Regions from separate parts of the Homo sapiens genome. Here region 2 is linked to region 1. A link is a loop called in an ENCODE intact Hi-C map of the cell type or tissue named here. Cell type or tissue: dorsolateral prefrontal cortex. All regions are shown on one strand.

What was found. A loop is a pair of places that touch in the nucleus more often than their neighbours do. Peaks named below come from ENCODE experiments on the same cell type or tissue, not always from the same donor. Only the 100,000 strongest peaks of a DNase experiment are listed, where the experiment ranks them.
Region 2: a loop joins it to region 1, with 4 times the contacts of the local background. A loop is called at or near these places in 4 of 110 quality-filtered maps.

Annotation. Positions count from the first base shown.
Region 1 is chr4:165,463,617-165,466,116 of GRCh38, forward strand. CPE (carboxypeptidase E) reads left to right here. Exons shown (of 9, transcript NM_001873.4): 2 at 774-970. Among named protein-coding and RNA genes, the nearest start is that of MIR578, 79 kb to the left of the region's middle. In dorsolateral prefrontal cortex, CTCF peaks have their summits at 1,361 (motif pointing left) and 1,571; a DNase peak (open chromatin) is centred at 1,351; H3K27ac peaks cover 1,219 bases.
Region 2 is chr4:165,261,234-165,263,733 of GRCh38, forward strand. It overlaps KLHL2 (kelch like family member 2), which reads left to right. Exons shown (of 15, transcript NM_007246.4): 5 at 1,964-2,126. Among named protein-coding and RNA genes, the nearest start is that of GK3, 17 kb to the right of the region's middle. In dorsolateral prefrontal cortex, a CTCF peak has its summit at 1,289; no DNase peak of the experiment used is centred here.

The sequences.
Region 1 (2,500 bases):
GCATTTGAATCCTGGCTTCCCAGGCCATGTAACTATGGAGACAGTCTTCTTAAGCAGTCTGAATTTCAGTTTGTTTATCTGCAAAATGAAGTTGGATAATAATACTTATTTTTAGATGTTTGGTCAGGATTAAATAAGAAAACATGCAAAGCACAGTGTTTAATAGGAGGCACGTAGTGTGTTATTATTATTAGTTATTGTGGGTGAGATGGTATATTAGTCTTGTCAGACTGCCATAGCAAAATATCCACAGACTGGCTGGCTTAAACAACAGAAATTAATTTTCTCACAGGCCTGGAGGCTAGAAGTTCAAGATCAAGGTGGCAGCAGGGGTGGTTTCTGGTGAGGCCTCTCCTCCTGGCTGCCGCCTTCTCACTGTGCTCTCACATGGTCTTTCCTCTGTGCAGAGGAGAGAAAGAGGGCTCTGGTGTCTCTTCCTCTTTTTATAAAGATGACAGTCCTATTGGATCAGAGCTCCACACTTATAACTTAATTTAACCCTAATTACCTCCTTAATACAGTCACATTGGATGTTAGACCTTCAACATACTAATTTTGGGTGAATACAGTTCAGTCCATAACAGGTGGGTAGCTGGGAGGCGAGGAATAGAAGGATAGAAGGGGTATTTTAATGTCTACGGTAGATTTTTTTTTAAGGCATCGCTGCTGGAGGAAAAAACCCATCAGATATTCATAATACATTTGTAGGTATACAATATATTTGGCTCTGTATGTCATAGAAAACATCTCCATGCTATCTATTAATCTTTTAGGTGAGCCTGAATTTAAATACATTGGGAATATGCATGGGAATGAGGCTGTTGGACGAGAACTGCTCATTTTCTTGGCCCAGTACCTATGCAACGAATACCAGAAGGGGAACGAGACAATTGTCAACCTGATCCACAGTACCCGCATTCACATCATGCCTTCCCTGAACCCAGATGGCTTTGAGAAGGCAGCGTCTCAGGTGAGTGCCAGGCAGCTCAGATCAGGCGTGCTTTCTTCATTTTCTGTATGTTTGTACATACATGTTTATCTAAAAATTATGCCCTCGCACAAAGCTTACAGATGGTGCAGTGGAGGGCATAAGTGATGCATTCATTATTCAACTCACCAGTAAGAAAATAGTTTAGAATGAAAGGGATTATGGGTGAGTTTTTCCAGTGAAGACTGCAAATCAGAAATTGTGTTAAGAAGTTAATGTTCTAATAGTGTTCTGTTTTATGTTTTTCAATAAATTATTCATCCATTTTTGTGACTAGGTAAGTTTTGTTTTAAAAATCTACAAATATAAAAAATATCTACTGCCTTTTGTTGAAGAGTAACGCCATGGGTGTATGTGGATGAGCCAGTGTCACAGCGCCCTCTACTGAATTTAAGGAAGAAATACTTTTGGCCGGAATAATGTTTTACTGATGTTTACTTGGTTTTTACATACGCTGAGTAAAGTTAAAAAACAAGCGAAAACCCTACCTCTTAACTAAAAATAATTTAATATATCTTCGCTGTTAGATGAACTGGAAAGTAATGCCTTTTTAAGAGAAGATATATGGTGTGTGTTCCTATTTTATTGGACGGGGCGGGGGACATTATATTTGCTGTTTTCTACAGTTTAAAATAATTTTCTTAGTCTATGGGAACATGGGAACACATTCAAGTTAATATTTAGCATGTTTATCTACAGCTAAAAAATCCAATGACATAGTTTGACATTGTAAGAAACCCAGCCAATTTCTGTAAATAAATATAAAATTGATACGATTTCTAAAGTTATGAGAGAAAAATTCTAGTAATATATAAAATTAAATTATTTAATATTTTAAGGTAATATTCAGAATTTTTAGACACATGGGCAACAGATTATCATTGCTGTTTTCTGTCTTATAGATTTTTATCCCTCACAGTCTAAGGTATCTAAACTTCCATGACTTAAAATATGTGGGAAATATATCTATATCATGTGATATAATTTAACAGTAAAACAAGAAAATTCACATTATAAAATGAAACAAATATACCGAAAATTTATTAGTTTTCCAGATTGTACCATTAGTTAAATGAAGAGTTTAAACGGGAGAGAAATTCCTCAAATCATAAAGCCCTAGAACTTTTGTTCTAGGTTCATATTTTTTCATGAAGACTATAAGAGGGAGACATGTTATTAGTCTATAACGCATGTTAAATTCATTTTAAGCTTCTAATCTTTAGTTATTCTTCTAAATATTTAAAAAATAGGTTGCTGTGATTTACAGAGGCAATGAATATTTTACTTAAATCTAATTATAGAATGATATGCTTTGAAATAGGTCATTTATAACTAGTGAATATATATTGTGAAATTTGATAAATATCTCTTTATATTATTAACATTTAAAATATTATTCATCGAACATATTTTCAAAATACTTATGACAAGTACAGTGATGCATCTCTTAATAATGGGGAAGCATTCTGAGAAATGCAATGTTGGGTGATTTTGTCATTTTGTGAACATTCT
Region 2 (2,500 bases), 200 kb before region 1:
AACAAATTAAAGCCTTCTGTGGATATTCATTCTCATAACATAATGAAACCTACTATACATATCATGCAAAAAGTTTGGCTGTAACGTTATTTATACTTTATTTTCTATTTTTATTTTTATTTTTTGAGACGGAGTCTCTCTCTGTCACCCAGGCTGGAGTGCGGTGGTGTGATCTCGGCTCATTGCAACCTCTGCCTCCAGGGTTCAAGTGATGCTCCTTCCTCAGCCTCCTGAGTAGCTGAGACTACAGGTGTGTGCCACTACACCCAGCTAATTTTTGTATTTTGAGTAGATTGGGCTTTCACCATGTTGGCCAGGTGGTCTCAAACTCCTGACCTCAAGTGATCCACCTGCCTCGGCCTCCTAAAGTGCTGGGATTACAGGCGTGAGCCACCACGCCTGACCTATTTTTCTTAAACTCAGAAGGAAAAGGCCTTATGTCTGGATACTGTTTCTATTTTTTCTTGAGCCTTTAGATTCAGGAGTTAAAGCTTCTGTGCTTCCTTTAAGAAGGTAAGAAGTTTGTTACAGAGAGATGTGAATGATGTCTTTCTTTTCTATGTTTAGGACTTACTCCATAGATTTAGGAAAGTCATAACATATAGTCATAAACCACTATTATTTTTCTGTCTTTGGGCTGCAGTGTGGCATATATGAAAGTCAATTTCTGAAGGAACTTAGATCTTTTTTTAATGCTAATGTAGTCTTTTCTAAAATTTACCATTGTTCGAATAGTTGAAGGTTTTTTTGTGGGGTTTCTTTGGCTTTTATAAAGGATCACCAGAATTCGATAACCTTTTTTTGAAGTTTTTCTCCTTAATTTGACTTTCAAATATGGTCCTTTATATAACACTGTAATAATTCACTTACAAGGAAAAATGTTTTTCTATTATTGACTTATTTGAAAAGCACTTGTAGTGTTGGATATAGTATTCATAGTGAAGATAGTGGTTCAATCCCACAGAATAACCTATAATTAATATAAAATTGCTTGGAGTTACTCAAATAAAAATGCAAATTAAAAAGTTATTAGATAATCACCTATTACATTTTCCTTGTTAGCACATATATTACATTCTAGAGAAACTGTCTGCTTATAGGTAGAGACTGTTGTTGAACTTTAAATTGTTCTACCCCGTAAGGAAAGCAGTTGTTATGATACTCATACAGTGGAAAAACAGGCCTTCAGCAAAATGAGGCTTTGTTGTGATATGGATTACTCTGGGGCCACTCCTTCCCCACAGATAACTGAAGTGCATGACTGCTTGAACTAAGAGAACAAAACCATTTTCATTGAATCATAGCACCCCCTAGCATCCTAATAATTTACGGGCTTTTGTTGTTGTTGTTTTGTTTTGTTTTTGAGATGGGGTCTCACTCTGTCACCCAGGATGGAGTGCTGTGGGGTGATCACAGATTACTACAGCCTCGACCTCTCAGGCTCAAGTGATCCTCCCACCTCTGCCTCCTGAGTAGCTGGCACTACAGTTGCGTGCCACCACACCAGGCTAATTTTTATATTTTTTGTAGAGATGAGGTCTTGCTATGTTGCCCAGCCTGGTCTCAAACTTCTGAACTCAAGCGATCCTCCTGTCTTGGCCTCCCAAAGTGCCGGGATTACAGGTGTGAGTCACCATGCCCTGCCAAGAATTTGTGTTTTTAGAAGTCAAAATAACATTTTGTTTATGCTTATGAAACAAACCATTAATCTTATAAGATCTGATATCTCATATTCTTCTGACCAAGGAGAAGAGGCCTTTGAAAGATTACATGGAAATTATGGGGAATGTGAAGAGTCATCATTGTTATTAAAAATAATTTTTATATTTGTTTTCTAGGGAATATGGGGGTATGGACGCAGATAATAAACTATGGCTGAACATCTTGTGTCCTATGTAGAAGTGGTCAAAGAGGCAGTGTTTTTCCACCCAAGTGCCTAAGAATATTGATGTGTGTGTTGCAGGTACTTCTCCCAGCAGCTGGTCTCTTACAGTTACAGGATGTGAAGAAGACTTGTTGTGAATTTTTGGAATCCCAGCTTCACCCTGTCAACTGCTTAGGAATCCGGGCTTTTGCTGATATGCATGCATGTACCGACCTTCTGAACAAGGCCAACACCTATGCAGGCAAGTGGAGTAGACCTCAGCTGAATTTGGGAGGAAACTGCTTGGTTTTTGATATGATTCCACAGTGGTCTCTGGAAAGTCATGTCATATTTCTGGATCTGGGCTTTATAAAAATACATTTAAAATCTTATAATGGTCACACTGCATAACTGAAGCATACTCATAAAATTCTGAACTTAAAAAGCAAGCAACTATACATTGGGATTGGGCCTGAATAATAGAATAGCTAGGAATAGCTAGGTTTTTTTGTTTTTTTTTTTTTGAGACGGAGTCTTGCCCTGTCACCCAGGCTGCGGTGTGGTGGTGCAATCTTGGCTCATTGCAACCTCCGCCTCCAGGGTTCAAGAAGAATAGCTGTATGTATTTTTCTTTCA